2 separate regions of the Homo sapiens genome follow, and region 1 is linked to region 2. A link is a loop called in an ENCODE intact Hi-C map of the cell type or tissue named here. Cell type or tissue: K562. All regions are shown on one strand. Each heading gives the region's core, and the rest is flanking DNA. Links, peaks and the distances in the headings are about the cores only.

The links. A loop is a pair of places that touch in the nucleus more often than their neighbours do. Peaks named below come from ENCODE experiments on the same cell type or tissue, not always from the same donor. Only the 100,000 strongest peaks of a DNase experiment are listed, where the experiment ranks them.
Region 1: it touches region 2 in a loop (1.9-fold over the local background); 1 of 110 quality-filtered maps calls a loop at or near these places.

Annotation. Positions count from the first base shown.
Region 1 is chr3:64,909,175-64,919,844 of GRCh38, forward strand. All of the region lies in intron 4 of ADAMTS9-AS2 (ADAMTS9 antisense RNA 2), which reads left to right. The region is part of intron 2 of LOC105377124 (a long non-coding RNA gene); the gene reads right to left. Among named protein-coding and RNA genes, the nearest start is that of ADAMTS9, 230 kb to the left of the region's middle. In K562, for the core only: no CTCF peak of the experiment used is centred there; no DNase peak of the experiment used is centred there.
Region 2 is chr3:65,032,327-65,042,996 of GRCh38, forward strand. LOC124909390 (a long non-coding RNA gene) reads right to left here and starts at 7,928. Exons shown (of 2, transcript XR_007095950.1): 1 at 7,841-7,928; 2 at 141-681. In K562, for the core only: no CTCF peak of the experiment used is centred there; a DNase peak (open chromatin) is centred at 7,605; H3K4me3 peaks cover 145 bases.

The sequences.
Region 1 (10,670 bases), core at 959-8,958, 120 kb before region 2:
AAGTTTTATCTGTTTCAAACTACATGTCTTTCCATTCCCCTTATTGTGTTTCTAGAAACTATAGAAAAGACTTAGGAAAAGCAAGAAGGAGTGGGACTCCGCACAGCAGTCAAGGGAAACACGACTTATCACACAGATCCGTAACATATGACACATCTTTTGCTATGAGATAACTGACCAAACTCATGCCCGAATTCACATGTGCCAGTCAGTCTCCACGAGTCTCCTTGGGCATGCGCCTCAGTGACCCCTATACGTTCCCCAGTCAGACGCCCTCCACCCACACTAGCACCATATTTATATTTATTATCTTGTTAATGGTTGGGAAGAGGGGAAGCAGCCATTTGTGGGCCATGCTTTTTCAACGATTTAATTCCTAGTATTTCTGAGCACAAAGAGTGTAATGCTCAGCAATCACTCATTTCCATGAGGATCTGAGATTCTGAAAAGAAAGTCCCACCATCATCGTGGGTTCTCTTTTGTCATTTCCAATTCCAGGAGTTTCTCCTCTCACTATGAAATAGTTGAACAGCCAGAGTCAGTATGGATGGAAAGAGGGAAATGCAGCTGACAGGCTCAAAAGCAGGCAGGAGATTAGCAAGGGAGGGGAAAGACGAGTCTTCCATGAGGGATCATTTTAAACATTCCTGCCATCTTGTTGCTTTATTTTCTAAGCATCAGTTTCAGTGCTTAATGATAATCTATGGGGATCATCTTCCCAGAAGCAACCTCCTTATTCATGGACTGTCTGAAATTGATTGCTCAATTTAGCCATGATAAAAATAAAGTACAAGTGCTTCATGTTCCATAATTACCAGAGAGAATAGCTTGGAGTTCTGGGGACCAAGTCAGTTCTGATGATGTCTCCTAACAAGTCCAAATCACGTTTATTACTGATTGCCCCTTGGAGAGCCAGTTCTAGTAGAAACTTTCAACTTCATAATGTGCTGCCACACATGGACTTCTTAGCTCCCTCTATCCCCAGGCCAAATACCAGGGCTAATGATTGCCCTTCGGTGATGTTGTCCAGACCCTCTTCAGCCCACTCTCACACTCTGCAGCATTCTTGCAGGCTGCTGGAAAACTGGAGCTGGGCTGGCTTATAAAAACAAGGAATTTGCCGCCTCCTTAAAGATCCCCTCCCCTCCCCTCAACATACTCTCCCTGGGAGGTTTCACATTCTTTGCATCCCCCAACTCCCCAAGCTTAGTACTGAGCCTGTGGCTTATGCTTGGGTGGAATTGAATTAAGGTAGAAAGGGCACATATTGTCATCATTTCCATTTACAGATGGTGAAATCAAGACCCTTAAGTTAAAGTCATTTGCCTGGTGTCACAAACGTAATTGAACATAACTGGTCAGGCTGGCAGCAGATGGAGTTCAAGTCTTAAGGAGTATTTTAGTGGTCATTGGAGATAAATTTTGAAGACATGGATAAGATTGGATGGTAGGTACCTAACATATCAGGAGCCTCAAAAGATAAGGGACAGCGTGGTAAGAGGAGATGGTGATGTGAAGGAGCTGTGGATAGGACCGCTTAGAGCCATGGGCTATCAATGACTAAGGAAGTGAAATTTGTCTTTGCCAAGCTTAATTGAATGTGAGTGTTTAAGAGTGTGGCTCAAACCATCACTAACTATGAGAAGGCTGGAGAAAAGATTAAATTTCTCTTTGCCCTATTCTCAACATTTCTAGATAATCAGAAAATCTAGATCAAGGTTTCCAACAGTGGCACTATTGATGTTGGGGACTGGGTAATTTACTGGGGGAGGTTGGCATCTTGTGCATGGTAGTATGTTGAATGCCATCCCTGGATTCTACTTGCCACATCCTAACACTGTGTGTACACTACACTCTCAATTATGGCAATTAGAAATGTCTCCAGACATTGCCAAGTGTCTCCTGGGAAGCAAAATTGCCCCCCCGTTGAAAACGATGGATCTAGATAAAGGCCTCAGTCCAGTGGTAGGCATGCAGCAAATGCTGAATAAGTCTTTTTATTTTTCACTTTCCTTTTTGCTCTTCCTTTCCCACATGGTGTCATCCCTTTCCAAATGACTCTTATGTCCTCTGTTTCATCAGTTGCATTCAAAACCACCTCTGCAGAAGAAACCTGCCAATTGCATTTACGTTGTGAGTGTTTTCATTTTAATATGGGCACATCACCCTAAGCCACAGACACCATCTCTTATGAGTCAAGTTTAGGCACCAGTGAGCTGGGTAAGGCATGTATTTTAGAGACATTTCCTTCCTAACCTCTCAGAAAACAGTCTATGCAAATGGTTTTTGTATGCTGCCCACTTATAAGACATAAATGAGTCGTTCACAAAGTGTGTTAGGATGTGAGTGTTATGTACTAAGAGAGTTTTGTGGTTAAATACATTTGAGAAATTCTGGGTTAATTAAACAAGTCTATTTCTCCGGTCTTTTCAGAACCTTTAAGATGCTAACATATACCATGAATATTCATGAAGGGATATGATTTATAGCTTTTTACAAACTTATTTTCACAGGCCAAGGGTCAGCAAACTACGGTCCCTAGGCCAAATCTGGTCTACCGTTTATTTTTATAAACAAAATTTTACTGGAACACAACCACGTCCACTCGTTTATCTATTGTCTATGGTTGTTTTCATGCTATTAATACAATGGTAAGTTGAGTGATTGTTACAAAAACCCCACAAAGCCTGAAGTCTTCACTATTTGGCTTTTAAAGGACAAAATCTGGTCGGGCGCGGTGGCTTACGCCTGTAATCCCAGCACTTTGGGAGGCATAGGCAGGTGGATCACCTGAGGTCAGGAGCCTGGCCAACATGGTGAAACACCATCTTTACTAAAAATACAAAAATTAGCCAGGCGTGGTGGCAGGTGCCTGTAGTCCCAGCTACTCGGGAGGCTGAGGCATGAGAATCACTTGAACCCAGGAGGCAGAGGTTGCATTGAGCCGGGATCACACCATTGCACTCCAGCCTGGGTGACAGAGCAAGACTCCGCCTCAGGAAAAAAAAAAAAAAAATAGAAATTTGTCTCTCTTGTTAGAGGTAGAGTATTCCATGGAATACATCCTAGGAAACATGTGTTTAGAGAACCTCAATATTGAAAAAGATTTTAAAGGTCATCTAGCCCTCTGTGGCTGTGTGACTCCACAAGGACCATGTATGATATGGTTTGGCTGTGTCCCCACCCAAATCTCATCTTGAATTGTAGCTCCTATAATTCCCACGTGTTGTGGAGAAGAACCCAACGGGAGATAACTGAATCATGGGGCATATGGCATCCCCCATACTGTTCTCATGGTAGTAAATAAATCTCACAAGATCTGATGGTTTTATACAAAACCCTTTCACTTGGTTCTCATTCTCTCTTGTCTGCCACCATGTAAAATGTGCCTTTTGCCTTCTGCCATGGTTGTGAGGCCTTCCCCAGCCACATGAAACTGTGAGTCCATAAATCTCTTTTTCTTTATAAATTACCCAGTCTCGGGTATGTCTTTATCAGCAGTATGAAAAAGGACTAATACAGTGCCCTTGAGAATCACCTGGGGAGCTTGTTACAAATGCAGATTCCTGGGATCTTTTCCTGACCTACTGACCCAGAATGTCTAGTGGGAAAGCCTAGGAAGTGGTATTTAACCAAATCACCCACCCATTCATATGCACAGCTAAACTGGTTACCCCTGATCTAATCCAACTACCAACCCTGTGCCTCAATCTCTCAAGTATCCTCAGCATGATAGTTCAGTTTCCCTCTTCATACCTCTAATGGTGGAGAACTTACTACTTCCCAAATAGCCCCTTCTATTTTTACTCTACAATAATTATCAGAAAGTTCTAATGTTGAATTCAAATATGTCCTCTAGGAATGTCTGCACATTGGCTTTTATTTTCTTCCACTTCCACCTCTTGCCAGCTGTGAAGTGTATTTAAACAGGAAGGTAGAGGCCAAACTTACCCCAAACATCTACACAGGAAGCCTTTTCTGGCTCTTTCAGACAGAGTTGAGCTTGTCCTGCCTTGTACTTTCAAAGTGCATTGGAGGTTCCTCTGTTTGTACATTCTCCACCTTTCTGCAAGTTAGTGTGGTGGTAGAAAGTACAGGCATCTGACAAAGCCAGATAAACTTGGGGCTCCATCTTAGCCAGCTGCTTCCTTGTTCTGGGCCCTTGGGTAAGTTATTTTACCTGAGGCCTCCATTTACTTATCTTGAAAAAGGGTGTGATATTAGCACCTACCTGGAGATAAGAGTTCTGAGGCTTAAATAAGATATCCCAGGTACAGGGCTTAGCACGGAGCCTGGTTCACAGGAAGTGCTCAATGGGTGCCAGCAAGGAAGAGGATTTTGGTGATCTGTCCCCAAAGGGTGGTAAACTTCCCCAGGGAAGGGGCCATCTATAAGTTACTTTCCTTTGAATCCCCGGTGCCTGTCACACAATAAATGCCAACAAATGAAAGAGTTATTAAAGAAATCGTTAAAGACTGAAAGAGGGCAGTAAAACAGTGGTCAAGAGCAAGGGGACAGAAAGATGGTTCGCCTAATTTCAAATCCCCTTATCACCTGTTGCTTCCTGTGTGGTCTTGAGGTCCTGTGAGCTTGGCTTCTCTAAGTAGTCTACTCCTGAGTAAATGCAGCCCCTCCTAGGATGGTTGTGAATATTAAATAAGAAAATTCAGGCAAAACATTTAGCACATTAAAAAAAAAGTCCAATGAACGCTATTGTTATAATAATGATTATGAAGACTACTATTTATTATTAATAGTATTTTCTCAACAGGGTCTACTGGTGGCTGGGATAAGAGGCTTGCTTGGAAAAGATGTCTTTCTTTGCTCATGGAGGGGAGAAGTCTTATCTCTGTTTTTTTCTACTTCCTCTCCTTAGATTCCCTTAGGAGATACATAACCAAGGGAGCAGCTTGAAATTTGAGACTAGGCTAATGGAGCCCCATGCAAATTCACCTTGGAGTTATACACACAGAAAGTTTTGTGGCCACATCAATCTGTACACAGTGAACATTTCTCTCAGTGCCATAAACCAGATACCCTTCTACCCCCAGCTGTTTGTAGCATTTTAGGTGAAGACTTCATTAAACTCCTAAATAAGAAAATGAGAGTACTCGAAGGAGACAGAGGAATATCTTGTGTCCAAACCAAATAGAGGAGAAACCATAAATATGAGGGCTCCAAGACATCAACATTTATACTCAGAAGGCTCTTCCTACTACTAAATCTGGCTGTTTAATCCCTTGGAGATTTGCCCTTGATCTCCTTTCTCTGATTTGCTTATGGCCAAATCTGAGCACCTGGAGCTTCTATAGAGGTCAGATAAGTTCAATGTTGAATGCTTTACCCTTTGCTCTATGAGCCAAACACTGTTCTAGACCCTGGGAATAAAAGGTAGACATGCACAATTTTTGCCCTTATGGAGCTCATTGTTCAGGAGGGGAGATAGACATCAACCAAAGAATCACATGAATGAATGTAAAATTACAGTGAACAGCGCAATGAAGCAAAGACTCAGGAGTGCCTTGAGATCATGTCATAGGTTATTTGTCTACAGGGAAGACAAGGAACTCTTCTATCAGGACCTGCTAAAATCAATGGGATCTGATGAATGGGCAGGAGTTATGCAGATGAAGGGAGCAAGGGACTGGTTTGGAGAATGATGTCAACAGAAGGAAAAGCATATGTGAAGGCCCTGTGGCAGAAGGGAACAAGCATGATAGAGCAACTGAAAGAAGTCCTGCTTGATTATAAAAGCAAAGAGCCTGATACAAAATGAGGCTGGTAAGGAAAAGGAGGTCAGACCATGGAGACACACAGCCATCTGGCAAATACGGTCTTTATGGCAAGAGCAAAGAAAACCCACTGCAGAGTTTGTACCTCAAAAAGTTCAGAAGAGACTAGACTGAAGAGACCAGTTGGGAGGCTGTTAGGCTATCAGGAGATTGGTGGTGGCATGGACCAGGGTGACGGGCACTGAAGGTAAAGAGAAGTGGATATTGGATCCGAGATATGGAACTGAGATACCAACATTTTAGAAAATGCATATCTTCATTCTTCTCAGAAATAACTTGGAATTTACAGGCCTCCAAAGATAGAAAACAGAAGGTTATTCAGTCTTACTGGGCAATACTAATGGATTTTACAAATCCGTACTGCTGCATCATAAACTCAGCTTAATAATTATTGGGGCTGTACACTAGCATCAGAGTCAGAGAGAATGGAGTTCAAATCTCAGCTCACTTACTTCCTAGCAAATGATTAGCAATAACCTTCATCCTGTCCCTCAGTGTTCTCATCAGTGCAATGGAAAGGATGAACCATGCTTTGTGAGGTTATTACAGGGTTAGAAAAAGATGACGTGAGGATTACATGTGGGTCATGTGTATAAATTGCCTAGTACTGGTCTACATATGTGTTATCCCTTATCTTCATTAATAAAACACCCTCTAGTAGGATTGGACACAACATAAACACGAAGAGTGGTGATTTTTTGAAGACAAGAAAGTGATACCATATCTCCATTTTTGAGCAGAATGAAAGATCATGGTCAGCAGGGGCTGGTGAATTTACATCATAGGAGTAGAGCAACTTCTCAGAAGACAAAAGATAGGGCAATATGTTTCCTACTTTTGTGGACCACAACCCTCAGAAAGAAACATATTTTATGTTGTGAGCTAGTAATATACTCAGCCTCCATTCTATTTATTCAGTTTCATTCAGAAGAAAACTCTGCTTATGACTCACCAAAATGATTTCCTCACCCTAGGGTCACAACCTACAGTCTGAAGAACACCAGGTTAGGGAGTTCACATGCAAGTCCTTCCAGGAAGCCTTCCTGGAACACCCTTACCGGGTGGAGGTTGTTACCACACTTCCATTTCCCTGGCTCTTACGAATTCAGGCTGTGCCTCACCATGTATTCATAACTCTTCTCTTGCCTCCCCAAATGCATTCACTATTGGTGTATCCTTCCTCTACTACTTCATTACTTTACATGAAAGAGACTTGCTTTGAGAAGCTGGGATAGTTTTATATTTGTGCTGGGGGAGGTAGGGGCAGGCAGGGAGGAAAACTAACATCTCTTCAAATTAACCTGCATTGGCTGAGTGGCTGCTCTGTGCCTTGCACTGAGCAAGGCTTAGGAGGAGAATGGGACCTTTCCAGACTCCCAAAGCCTTGGAGGCTGTGCAGAATCTCAGAATGTGGGAGTGGAGCACACGGCCTTCGGCATGAAGCCTCTAAGGGCTCCTGGACAGGGGCATGGCACCGTCAGACCTCTGCCCTGTGACGAAGAAGCATCTTTAGTAATAGAACAAGACTCCATCTGCCTAAGGAGAGGAATAGCACAGCTGTCCTTGCTCCACTTTATAAAATAAATAATGTGTTTGCACTCAAAGTTCACTCTCCAGTGTGAAGTGCACAGAGAATCAGGTAGCGACTCTATGCCGGTGCTTCATTCCAGCCGGCTGGACAGGGAATTGATCTTGTTTCTGTTTGGCTGTTTAAGCTTAGAATGTACATTCAGGACTGAAGCAGCTGAGAAACTAGCCCATGGGTGAGTTCCTTCCAGCCATGATAATGGAGAGAACTACAACCATGGACTTGTTAGGAGGCAGACAGCGCCAGATTTCAATTTTCTTCTACTGTTTACTAGCTGTTGATTGCGAGTATGTTTCTTTACTTCCCTGAGCATCTCTTTTTCTGGCTAATAACACCTATAGAAGAGGGTTGCCAGGGCCATTAAATTAGATAAAGCCCCCACTACAGTCCCTAGAACATCATAAGCCCTTAATAAATTGAACATGAATCAGAGTTATTGTTTCTAACACTCAACACAGCATAATTGAGGGGGTGGGGAGGGCAATCTCCCTAAAACAGCGTTTCCTCCATAAAGCCAAAAGGACATAGTTTCCTAGTGAGAAAACGTGAGAAAGTTAGGCCCTGACAGCTCCTGGGACAGTAGGAGATGTTATCTCAGGAGGCTCCGTGTTATGCTAATGAGCAGACATTACTTAGCCAGGGATCACCTATTAGCACTTCTGAGAACTCTATTTCAGCATTCATGTTGCCTTTGAGCACAGGCTGGGAGACATGGAAGGAAAATACCCAGGAGATTTATGCTCTCAATTGTACATAGAATTCTGGTTTCCTTCCGCAATCCATTTGCTACTGCTTACTTTTCAGAGTTCTCCAAAGTTCTATGCATTTTGTCCAGAGTTTTTGGTTGCAATCAATGGGAGAAACTGCATGATATGTGTTTATTCCATCTTAACTAAAATCAGAGTCCTCAGGAAACAGTTTTTCAGGGTGTTGTATTGCATTCAACCCCTGTGGCACGTGATCATCCACAAATAGTATGTACAGAAACTTTAGATTGGATTAACTAGAATACCATATTTCCTGAGCATGCCAAATACCCATTATATTCACATTCACTTACTTAAATACAATGGAACAGAACTACTTTTCCCACTGAGAACATACACAAAGGGATTTCAATGCCTGTCCTTGAATCAGGAATGAATTGGGAATAATGACTGAATTTTTTCTTCATGAAAAGTGTAAACATCTATTAACTCATGTTATAGACTCAAATAAGTGTTGAATTAGGCAATATATATTGCCTCCATGTTTTCAGACTGTAATTTTTTAAGTATCTAACTTGATAAAGCAGCTGTGGGTTGTATTTACGTGGAATCACTGATATTCACAAGAACAGCCTCAAGTTTACTTTTTATGGTAGACAATAGATTTTGAAATTAAGTAATTATTGTTATATTGCCGAAAAGTATGTCCATTTATATGAATCAACTAATTTCCCAAAGTAGTGTCCATTTAACCAAAAAGGAAGTGATCCACACCTCTAAAAATATCATTAGAGGGCCAGTGATGACTTTAGACACAGTGTGTGCTCAAATTCACAGAGCTGACAATGTGCTGATAAAGATAAGTTAAATTCCAGAAACAGTTGAGAAATAATTTGGTGGTTAAGAACATCAGAAAACAACAGACTTATTGGAAATGATAATGTAGATATTTGCATAGTAATATGTACTGAACAAAATGTTTTTATTCAATTGACTATTCATTCCAAAAGTCATTTATTAAGTGTGCATAATGTGTCATCATTTAACTAGATGCCCTCATAGTCATAATTTGCTAGTCATCCTAGGTGTACTTTAGCCAAACCTTATAGGTAAAAGTCTGAATTAACAGAATGGATATAGTGAGACATACAAAGATACACTGTTGAATTATTAAAATAATAAACCTTAAGATATTTTCCATTTAATGTTCTGCAAACATTAAAATTATTCACACATATTTGGAGGACTGTGGACCCCAGGTATAAGGGGCAAGGAGCATGGGCTTTGGAATCAGAAGCACCTAGCATCAAATCCTTGAAATTACTTTAAACCTCAGTTTTGTTATCTGTAACCTTTAGAAGATAACAGTACCTATGTCAAAGGATCATCACCAAGTATTGCATGATCTAATGCAGTTCTAGTTTTCGGTGAAATCAAACACATAGTAAACCTTCGATATCTATATCTCCCCGTATCTAACCACTATGTAATATAGGGTTTATTTGCGTGGCATATAAAATGAATTATTTCTCAGTGGTTGATATTAGTGCCAAATATATGAGTTTGTCCTATTATCTATGCTATTTAAGAAGAATAATTATATAGAGAAAAAAATTGTTAGGTAATATGCCAACATTAAATATTTGAACTTTGGTATTTTCACAACTTGTATTCCCTAAATGAAATAATTTTAATACTCATCCTATTTTCTTGGGCTATTTTGATCTTTATCACTTACTAAGCACCCACAATGTGTGGCTGAGGATCTACAAAACCCATGTAAGACATAATCCCTGCTTTCACAGAGTTTACCTGCTAAAAAGACAAGATGTACTTTAAAAGGGAGTCTTTGGGAATGAGGATTATTTTTGTGTTGCTAAACTGTGCCAGAAAGAAAGCAGTTCATTATCTTATCTCTTCCTGTCCTGTCCATTGAGTTTGTGGTTTTAATGAGATAAAAATTTAACCATTTTCTTGCACTTTCAAATGCAAATGAGTCTCTCATTGGAGTGAGCAGAAAGCAAAGCTGAGATGTCATCATACCAAGGAAGTTTAGGAAGTCCATAATCATTGTAGCAATAATTACTATCATTTTTTAAGCATCTTCTGAGGGCTGGGCTTTTTGCTAGGTGTTTTCCCATTAATCCACACAATAAGGATGTATTATTGCCTCCACTTCACTTTGGTGGCCAATGAGGCTTAGAAATGCATAGTAACTTGCAGAAAGCAAAGTCTGGATTTAAACTTGACTGTCTGCTTTTTTGACATGACCCTTGTTAAAGCAAATTTAAAATGGGAACCAGGCCTGAAGAATACCTGAGTGGACAAAGCCAGTTAGGCCTCAACCTTGCGTGATTTGCAAGCATAAGTGAAACTTAATTTGAACTATTTTTTAAAAATGCCTGTATTAGAGAAAAATAGAACTTAAGCTCAACCAGTAAGAAGCAGCAAACAAACTTAGGATTATATAACTACAAACTTTCCGGGGATTGATCAAATAAGGCAACTGTATAACTGTAACCAGTGAAATATTTTCTCTGCGCTACTTCCATGTTCATCCTATAAAAGCTTCTTCCCCCTTGT
Region 2 (10,670 bases), core at 2,649-10,648:
CTTTTCTATATTAGCCCCTTTAAAACACTTTTAAATCTATTACACTTTCAAATTCATTCACCATGAATTGTGCCCTCTTCAACCATTATTGAACTCATCCAAAAAGGGGTTTGTTGAAGGTGCTTTTCAAAATTCAATACTCATTTCAGGTAAACGTTTATTTTTTAAAACAATTTTTAATTAAGTAAAATTAAATACTCCAAAGTTTTTACTATTTAATTTCTGTTTAAATAAAAATAAGAAATCAGGTGGTTATAAAACAAGAGAGAAATACATGAATGGAACTAGTTGATTTAATTTAGCGTTGTGCAAATAAAACAACCATATGAAAAAAACAGCAAGGAAATCATGGCCTAACACAGTTCCCTAGGGAAAAGAAGCAGAATAGACAATGGAAATGTATACCATTCATTCATTTTTTCATTCATTAAATCAGTTCTGAATACTTAGTAAAAGGCCCAGGGCTAGGATCAAAACCAAAATAAATAGCTTTCGTTGTTGATTTTGAATTTCCATCTTGCCAGGTACAGCCTTGACTCATTGTTGAAAGTAGTTGTAGAGCCAGCAGGTTGGATGCCAAGGAGAAGAGAAGAGGTGTGCTTTATGTATGGGTTCCATGGAGCTCCACTGGCACAATCAGTTAGTGCACGGTCCTTACATGTATGGATTCTCTGCAATTTGCTACAAGAAAAACAAATAATTACTGCATCAAAATTTCCACATTGAGTTTACCTGCCTATGTCCAAGCCAACGGCAAGAGAAATGCCATTCAGAAAAAGTTCTCCATCCAGTAGCATCATTGATCAACTCACCAAAATAGTAATAATACTAATGATGACCACGATGATGATTGTGATGGTGATGTTATGAGTCTTTACCTAGTATTTAAAAGCAATGCACATGTATTTACCTGTGTTATCTCTTTCTCCCTGGCAAAAACCTCAGGGTAGGAAGACTATTATAATCTCCATTTTGTAGACAAGGAAACTGAAGATAGGATAGGTTAAGGAATTTGTTCAAGGTCACACCAGTATAAGTGGAAGGATAAGACCTAAAAGTATTTTTTCTATGGTGTTGCTCCCATTTTAAAATTAAATTGCTTTTGGCTCCAAAATAAATATCCCAATTTGTAGATTTTTAAAATTCTATATCCTTATTTGCTCTACCAAAGGACTCTTTGATGGTCATAATAATCGCTACAAATCAGGGTTAAAACTACATTTCTCCCCCCAGCGTACCCCCTTTTCTGATCTACTCAGCAAAGCAGCTCAGTTTTCATCCTAGAAAACTAGCCTTCCCCAACACCTCTCCTGGCAGGGAAGCCCCATCTGATAGACCCTTGAGCGCTTTCTGTAAATTAATCACTCTGGATCCTGAAGCTCAGCAAAACTTTCTTAGTCTAACCCAAGAGCAGTAACTATTTCTCGCACCAAAAGAATGCTCTCCCTCACTGCCATAAAGGCCTCTGAGAATAGCCAAAAGGAAATGGCAGGACTGCTATTTACTCTGAGGTCATCTATAGCACTGGTGGCCTGTAGACCTGAGCAGAAAGGATATTCCTTCATTGGGGTAAGATTTTCTAGCCACAGACTTTTTGTTTTTTTGTGACAATTTTTTTTTCAAGGACAGTATCATCTTCTTTAAGGAAGTTTTTGCCTTTCATGGGTCATTTCGAATTTTTGCTGAGACACAGCCTTGGCTAGCTCAGCATCAGATCCCTGTACCATCTGGGGGGTTATTTTTTAAATATAAGATCTAATCATTTTATGCTAAGGGGCTATATTCTTTGTGAAATTCTAAAGGCCAGTAAAACCACAAAGATCCTACTTTTCATTCAGCATAGGTTGCTGTGTCTTTAAACCAAAGGTATTCCTAGTTCGAAATGGAATAAACTTTTGAGAGCACTTATTATATTCAGCCTCTGTGCTTAAAGGTAATATATATAAACTATTGCTTTTATAATCCCTACACGAACTCTTGAATGTGAGAATTATTGTGAATTCCATTTTACTGATGAGAGCATGGTTAAGTAACTTGCTCCAAATATTGACAATTTTTGAAGCTAGTGATGGGTACACAGAAGATCACTGAGTTATTTTCTCTAATTTTGTTTATGTTTAAAATTGTTGATAATACGATGTTGTCATTGTTGTTGCTTTTATAGTAACTTTCCAGAAGACCCCTAGTTCATGAGTAGAGTCTGGGGTTTTAAACCCAAATCTATTAGCCTGCAAAGCCCAAGCTCTTAAACATGACCATACTGTTGAATATTGCCCAGTTGACAGTTTTAGCCAACGTCTACCTGATGCCAAAACAGCTTCCTAGAAAACCAAAACCCAAACCAAAGTCAGTCTATTTGATGTACTCAGCAGCAGGCAACCATCCTGAAATGATTCTTAGATCAAAATTCTTGAGTATATCGAATTACAAAAAGCATTTTCTTGGTGAAAATACCTAATTTTCAGAGTAATCAAAGCTGCATCCTTACCACCAATAAGCTTTATTTATTTAGCATACCATTTGTGGTCTAAACAACCTCCCTTTAATGGGTATGTCAGGCCCAAGAACAGCAAAGATGGCATCTGGATGCAATCTCAACATAAAATGAGCATCACATTTACTGTTTCCTGGTTATTTAGCCCTCAGCATGGAAATCCATCTTAAACAATGACTGGGGGATCTTTGAGCCTTGGTCTACATGATCTTTTTATTAAACACCTAACCAGCAATATGCAGCTCGTGTTTCTGTAACTGATCACTATTGCTTTTATGGCTTTATTCTCTTGTTTATTAACGCGACACATAAAATATACTTGTTTTCTAAGTGAAAGCAACACATTTATTTTCTCCTGGTAAAATCTTACAAGACCCTGTGATACATCCTGCCATCCTTGAATATTGGGAAAGCAGGCTTAAGATTTATCCTGACACCAAATCTCTCATCATAATTATGAACAATTTCTAGCTCCAACTATTGGAGACTTTACCCCCATGCCTTGCCACTTCATTTTATCTTTGCGGAAACATGAGATTTCTCCCTCTTGCCAAAGTTTGGTTTAAGTGGACCTCAGACTTGCCTGAGGGATAGTTTCTGGAGAAGCATGGAGTTCTGGGAAGCCTCAGCCATCTCTCAGGGGAAAAGCGTTGCTTAGTTTGTAAAAAGAAAAAAGAGAAACTTCTCTGCAGAGCTTAAGAACATAAGCTGAACTGGGGGAAAGGCTGTTGGGGTGTGTTCTTATCACAAAAATGGCTTATTCAGATAATACTTCTCAGCAGAGACCCCTATGGTATTTAAACAGAAGGAAAGCATTTTGATGCACTGAAGACGCTGATAAAGAAGCCATACAACAGCCATTTCCTTGGCCAAATCCGTTATTCTATAAACATCCACACCAGATATAAATAATTTAAATATTGAAAAAATATAAAAAGCCTATCTACCTACCTCTTGCTAAAATAAATTACTAAAACTTGATGTATTTGAGCAAACCAGTTATCGCAGCACTAGGGAGAAAGATGTAAAGCTGAACAGAAGTTCACCCCACTCCATGCCCATCCCAGCCCCCACTACAGTGAATTTAAGCAAATATGACCTTGTAATTCTCAGATTTGATTTCTTAATCCAGGAGTTTTTAATGCTTATCAAGCCCTACATCTCCTTTCTATTATGAATATTTCACAACATAGCCAACAGTTTGAAAAACATTAACATGATGACTTCACTACAAGATAGAGGAGAAATAGAGAAAATTAACTTAAAATAACATTTTAAAATATAAGTGCTCAGGCATGATTACACTAGAAACATACTGATCTGTGCATCCATTTATATAAAATCATTGTTGATTTTTGAAAAGTTAGAATACACACAGAATATTGTTCATTCCTTCACTTTCCATTTGACGGTTTGAAATAAGAACTAAGGACAATCATATATATATGCACAGAATTACCGTGAGTCTGACAGCTACAAACTTAAACCAGTTCTCAAAGTGAAATTTCCATGAGTGGTGCTGTCATTGTTGATTGGTGATATGATATTCTGAAATGGTGAACAATGCTTGGTAAAACTCTGAAGGTAGTCAACTACAACCTATCCTCTGTAGTTGCAGTCCTGGAAAATATAATAATACTAAAGCATTGTCTATATATCTATATCTATATCTATCAATCATGTAGTCTAGGCTATACATAAAATAAATATATGCAGGTTTTCAACCACATGAATGTCCAGCAGGACATCTGAAAGGCATCCAGGACTCAGGAAAATTTACTATTTTCTGTGTCTACTTCACATATTGTAGGATGCCTGCAACTTCCAGACTTGACTCATTAAATGACAGTAGTATCTCCCCAGTTGTGACAACCTAAATCACTCCCAAAGATTTCTGAAAAGCCTTCTGATAGTCATATTCCTTCTGAGAACCAATGTCTGATAGAAATATCAAGCCAACACTCTTCAACGCTTTCCCACAGAATTTGTGCTGTGGTCCCCACAAGGGATGCCCTAGTGTCACTTTCTTCCCGGATACACCCTTTATCCCTTATAGAGCTCATACAGTCCCTCACCTTCAACGTGGCCTGCCTTTAGCCTGCTGGCTGGACCAGAACTCTCCTACTTCTGAATTCCCATTACATTGATTATTTCTAGGGTTCATATCAACAACTAATTATCTGCTAACCCATGCTGATATTTAAAAGCCTTATGAACATACCTTATTCTCCCAAATCAACAGAAAAGCCCTTCAAAGAAGTCTTTTTAGTATTTTCTATCTCCAAAGTGCTATGCAGGCACTGTGAGACCAAGGTTGAGTTAATAAAGCTTAAAGTTTGAGGAAATGGATTCCATACTTCTGGGATGTATGAAAATGTAAATGTGGAGCAATCCAGACTGCAACTCAAGCTTCCAAGTCATTTCTCCACCTAGATGTAATTCTCACTGTACAAATTTACACCCACTCTCATTCAGATTGTCTAATGGTGTTGCTCACACCCATTTTGACCATATTTTTATGACTTTCAGGAATTAAATCCATCTACCTTTTCTAAAGCAGTATTTCTCAAACTATACTCTGTGTATACTACCTGTGCAGAATCGACTGGAGATACCTGTTAAAAACAAAACAAAACCAAAACAATACTGGATGCTGTCCCCTGGAATCCATACTTTCAGAAACACTGCTCCGTCTAATGTGTATTCAACCAATTAAGCTAATTCCTTCATCTTAAAAACCATTCGCTAATATTTCCTGAATGTGACTAGGCCTTTTTCATTAAATGGGGAATCCAGTCAAAATGATAAGGCAGCCTCTAAATCCAACCTTATAATCCTGCAGACCACAAACCTCATGAAAACCAGGCAGGCCACAAGGGGTGGAATTATTCTGGTAGCTGACATTTAGTGATGCTGCCTAATTGATTTCAGGGCTTTGGCATTTGCCATTCGCCTGTTAGTTCATCAATATTTTGACTATGTCACTTATCATTTTGCTAGACAAGTTATATATTTTATTCCCTGATATGCTCAAATACTATGTGTGTGTGTGTGTGTGTGTGTGTGTGTGTTTAAGTAAATTTGTGCCAAAATTCCATGAGGAGACAATTGCGCAGGGGAAAAAAGTCAAGAATGTGAAATTCCCTGAATTATATTTCTTCTGCTGGATTTGAAACTCCAGGGGGCAATGACTATCTATCCTCTTTACTCCTATATCCTCTTTCCCTTCTCGAGTCTGGCACATATTAAATGATCTCTAAGAATGTAGAACTATTATTTGATCCAGCAATCCCACTGCTGGGCATCTATCCAAAGGAAAAAATTATTATATTCAAAAGATACTTACATATATTTGTTACAGCACTAAGTGCTGCAATATGGAACCAACCTTATTGTCTATCAATGGATAATTGGATAAAGAAAATGTGGTGTGTGTGTATATATATACATAAATAGGGGGTGGGGATGGGCATGTGTGTGTGTGTGTGTGTATATATATATATATATAATCATTTTGCTAGACAAGTTCTATATTTTATTCCCCGATGTGCTCAAATACTGTGTGTGTGTGTATGTGTGTATTTTTAAGTAAATGTGTGCCAAAATTCCATGAGGAGACAATTGCACAGGGGAAAAAGTCAAGAATGTGAAATTCCCTGAATTATATTTCTTCTGTTGGATTTGAAACTCCAGGGGGCAATGACTATCTATGTATCTATCTATCTATCTATCTATCTATCTATCTATCTATCTATATACACACACGCTATGGAATACTCTTCAGCTGTAGAAAAGAATGAAATCATGTCTTTGCAGAATCATGGATGGACCTGGAGGTAATTATCTAAGTGAAACAAGTCGAACACAGATAGACAAATATCACCTGTTCTTACTTATAAGTGGAAGCTAAATAATGTATACATGTAGATGTAGAATGTGGAATGATAGGCAATGGAGACTCAGAAGGGTGAGGGAGTGGATGATGAAAAATTATTTAACGAATACAATGTAAGTTATTCGAGTGATGGATACTCTTTATAAAAGTGTTGATTTCACCACTATGCAATCTATGCAAGTAACAAAAGTGTACTTATACCCCATAAATTTATTGAAATTAAAAAATAAAAAATAAAAGGCAAATGTAAGTATGGTTTGTTAAAAAATGTATGGAATGAATGCATCATTCATATAAAATATACGGACTGAACACTCAACATTAATGATGAGTGATAATTCATTCATTGGATAAATATTTGTAAATTTCCTACTGTGTAGATTTAGCTCTGCAATGCCACTGCCACTGTTCATAAGAAGTTAAGCATCTTAACTATAACAACAGCTACATTAATAGAGTATTTAATCTGTCAGGTGCTATTCTGTGTATTTCACAGACATTACTCATTTAATCCTCAGAAACCCCAAGGAGGCAGGCACCACTATTCCCATTTTGCAGATAAGAAAGTTAATTCTTAGAGAAGTGAAGTGTCTTTCCCCTTATAAGCAGAAAAGGCAGAATTCCAGCCTAGATTTGTCTGCCTCCAAAGACTGTGCTCTTAACCACACCACCCTTCTATTCTTAGTTGGATGATTGGAGGTGGGGTTACAATAAAAGACAATGATCAAAGAACTTCGGGTCCCAGAGACATACATGATGAAGTGTCAAGGGGCTATTGGTAAGGGTACAAGGGATGAATTCAGAGCCAGGAGTGACAATAGAAGGTGGCAATGGAGGTATAGGGGTTGAGGTCACTCTTGGAAGGAGAGTGGGGTATCTCCTGTAAAATGAGGCATTCCAGGGATGGAGGCTAAGGAGGAGGCAGCACTGTACCCTCCAAGCACACAGGTTGGAGTAGAAACCCATGGAGAAGAAACATACAGACTCAGGAGTATATGACTCAGGAGCTTGCAGGAGATTTAGCTGGAAGCAAACCACACCAGGGAAGCCCACACAGCCCCCTGCAATGATGCCTCAGGAGTGTCCTGCAAACAACTCTCATGTTCCTCACACAAGCCGGTCTCCTTTGTTCTCTAGCTCAGCCAACAAAACCCTGTGAGTCATGCCCTGGCCCCCTCATATCTGTTCTTAGCCAGTTGTCTGCAGACACTCAGGAAGGAGGACAGATGAAAGATGAAATTACCTATCTGGGTTTCAGGGCAGGCTGGGCCAACTGTGATAACTGATAGGGAAATCTCTGGAATTCAGGTTCAGTTTGGAGAGTCACCAGGAAGTGGATTACAGCTAATGAGAGGTTATATGACTCAACTCCAGCACCATGCGCAGGAACAGTGGGAACGGAGGCGATGGCTAATATAGAACTACTCTCTTGGTGGGCTGGGAACACTTACCCGTGGTCCTCGTCTCTTCCTTGAGTCTAGGGAGCCATGGCTGCCATTTCTCCTTCCTGCCTCCTCCCCAGGAAGAAATGGTCTTCAGCCTCCCCTCTCAGGCCTGTTTGAGAAACAGGAGTAGGAGACCCTGCATAGGTATCATGACTGTGTAGGTTTGTGAGCCCTTGTCAGGCTCTGCGCAACAAGTTGAATTCCTTGCTCACCAAGAAGTAACACTTATCCTCTAGTAAAAAAAAAAAAATTGAGACAGAGTCTCGCTCTGTCACTCAGGCTGGAGTGCAGTGGCGCGATCTCAGCTCACTGCAACCTCCGCCTCCTGGGTTCAAGAGATTCTCTATTGCCTCAGCCTCCTGAGTAGCTGGGACTACAGGCACCTGCCACTACACCCAGCTAAATTTTGTATTTTTAGCAGAGACAGGTTTCACCATGTTGGCCAGGCTGGTCTCGAACTCCTGACCTCAAGTAATCCACCTGCCTCAGCCTCCCAAAGTGCTGGGATTACAGGTGTGAACCGTCACACCCAGCCCTCTAGTAAAATTCTTTAAGTGAAATTTAACATAAGATGGAATGATAAATGCCCAGGGGAAAGACACCAAACCTATATGCCAGACCCAGTGCTAAACACTTTACCTGGAACCATCTAGTATAATCATGATTATAACAACCCTACAAGGCAGGTGCCACGATCATTCTTATTTACAGATGAGAGAACTGAGGCAGAGCAAGGATAAGCACATCTGATTCTGCTACAATGCACGTTTGTTCCAACATGGTTGATGTGTGTTATGAGCCACGCCATCCTCAACTGGTGCTACAACTTTCCCTAGGATTCCAGATAACCAGCTCCTGCCACTTCACAGTAGCTGGCAAGTTGCAACCCTTTCCACCTCACTTCCATAGGCAAACCCTAGGTCTTTTTCCAGGCGGAGTGCCATATTTATTGTTGTATTTATGTTATTTTTTAGCAATTTATCAAGTGTAAAGTTGTCTACTGGTTTTTTTTTAGTGTCAAATTAAATTTGGCCTAAAGCTGTCTCCATATCTTGAGTCCATATGTATCAAAACGCAACCTAACTTACAAGTATATTCTTGTGACAAATAGCTGAGTCTCAGCCCATCATAGCGGCTGAGCTTCAGCCAATTACAGGCTGCCAAATGATCACACCATGTCAAATAAGGCAAACTACCAAACTATAACAAATCAGGCTATTGTTACACCTCACTTCCTTACTCTGTCTATAAATACTGACTGCCCCCCACATGGCTGCATGAAGCCTTCTCAAGCTCTCCTGTGTAACAAGTCAAATCCCTTGCTCACCAAGAAGTAACACTCATTGTCTAGTAAAATTACTTAAGTCAAATTTTGGGGGCTTCCCAATTCATGAATCATTCTTTGCTGAAATAAACTCTACTAAATTTAATTTATCTAAACTTTTTCTTTTAACATTAGGTTTCTATCTTTTTTTTTTTAACATGTCATTGAAAAAGTGGTTTTGTGTTGTGCCCTGAGCCCCATTTTCCTCATAAGCTCTGTGGTTTGTATTGCCCAATTTAGCATAATGCAGTGATTTTATGGAACATACATGTTGTGTTAAAGAATAGCTATTTGCCAAGGTTACGTGGCTAGGTAGTGGCCCAGCAGGGATTCAAACAAAACTTGCTAGGGAACCCAGCCTAGCTTCTTAATCTCTGTATCTTCCTGCATTGGTACACATGTTCTCTTTTAATCTTCACAGCATCCTTAAGAGGTCTTATTATTCCTATTACACAGTTGAAGAAATTGGGATTCAGAAATTACTACTAAAAGCTTCAATGGAATTAACCAAACATGGTAACTGAAATTTACAGTCAAGTCTGTTTACTTCTGAAGCACTTACCCAAACCAGGACTTCAGCAGTCTGTATAAATAGTAAGGGTTTGTGCTAAAGGGATAATGCCACAGGTCTACGCATATCTTCATTGACAGTTACCAATTCAGCTCTTCTTGACTGGGTAAAGAATGAGTCCTCGACATCTAGAGCCATTATCTGAACTATTTATCCATTCCCTTGCTTCTTTGCTGTTGCTTTTGTTCATTCATCCTGTCCTTCATCAAGTATTGAGTCCACAGATATCATATACCTAACGTTTAGATCTTAAGTATTGCTTTAGAGTTGCCTTCTATAATTCATGCCCCACCCGATCAAGTAGAAGGTTCTTTTATTAATAGCACCCTTTGTCTCCCTTCCCCAGTACTTACCACTAGCAATGATGGTATGATTATTTGTAAAGAGTTCTTGATGATCTTCCCCACTGTGATGGTACATTCAACGAGAACAGAACACGTCAGCATCCAGTGCCATAACCTGACAAATAGTAGCTGCTCAATAAATCCTTGACTGTTTTACCAATGACCTTAGATCTGGCACTGATAGAAAAAGAAGCCCACAGAACATCTTCAACCTAGACAAGTGCCTCTTCAACAAATAAAGTTTTAAAGGTTATTGAAATTCTTGAGCTAGAAGGATATATCCCTGCAGTGAGTTCAAGGAAGGACTGTAAAGAAAAAGTAGCTGACAGACAGAAAACTGATCCACAACAACTTCTATAAACGGACCATGAAATAATCAGGTTCCTTGGTCTTTTATTTGTTTCTGGATGGAGTCCCAGGCAGGGAAGATAACCTTCACCTCAGAACAATGTGGCGCATCATCTGTAAATGTAATGAGATGATGAATTATTCCAATGTCATTATGCTCATGATTTATGGGGAGACATTATCTGCTAAAAGCCCAGGCTGAAGGAATATTGATTTCACTTTTACTGAGACAGCCATTTAAAACTTTTT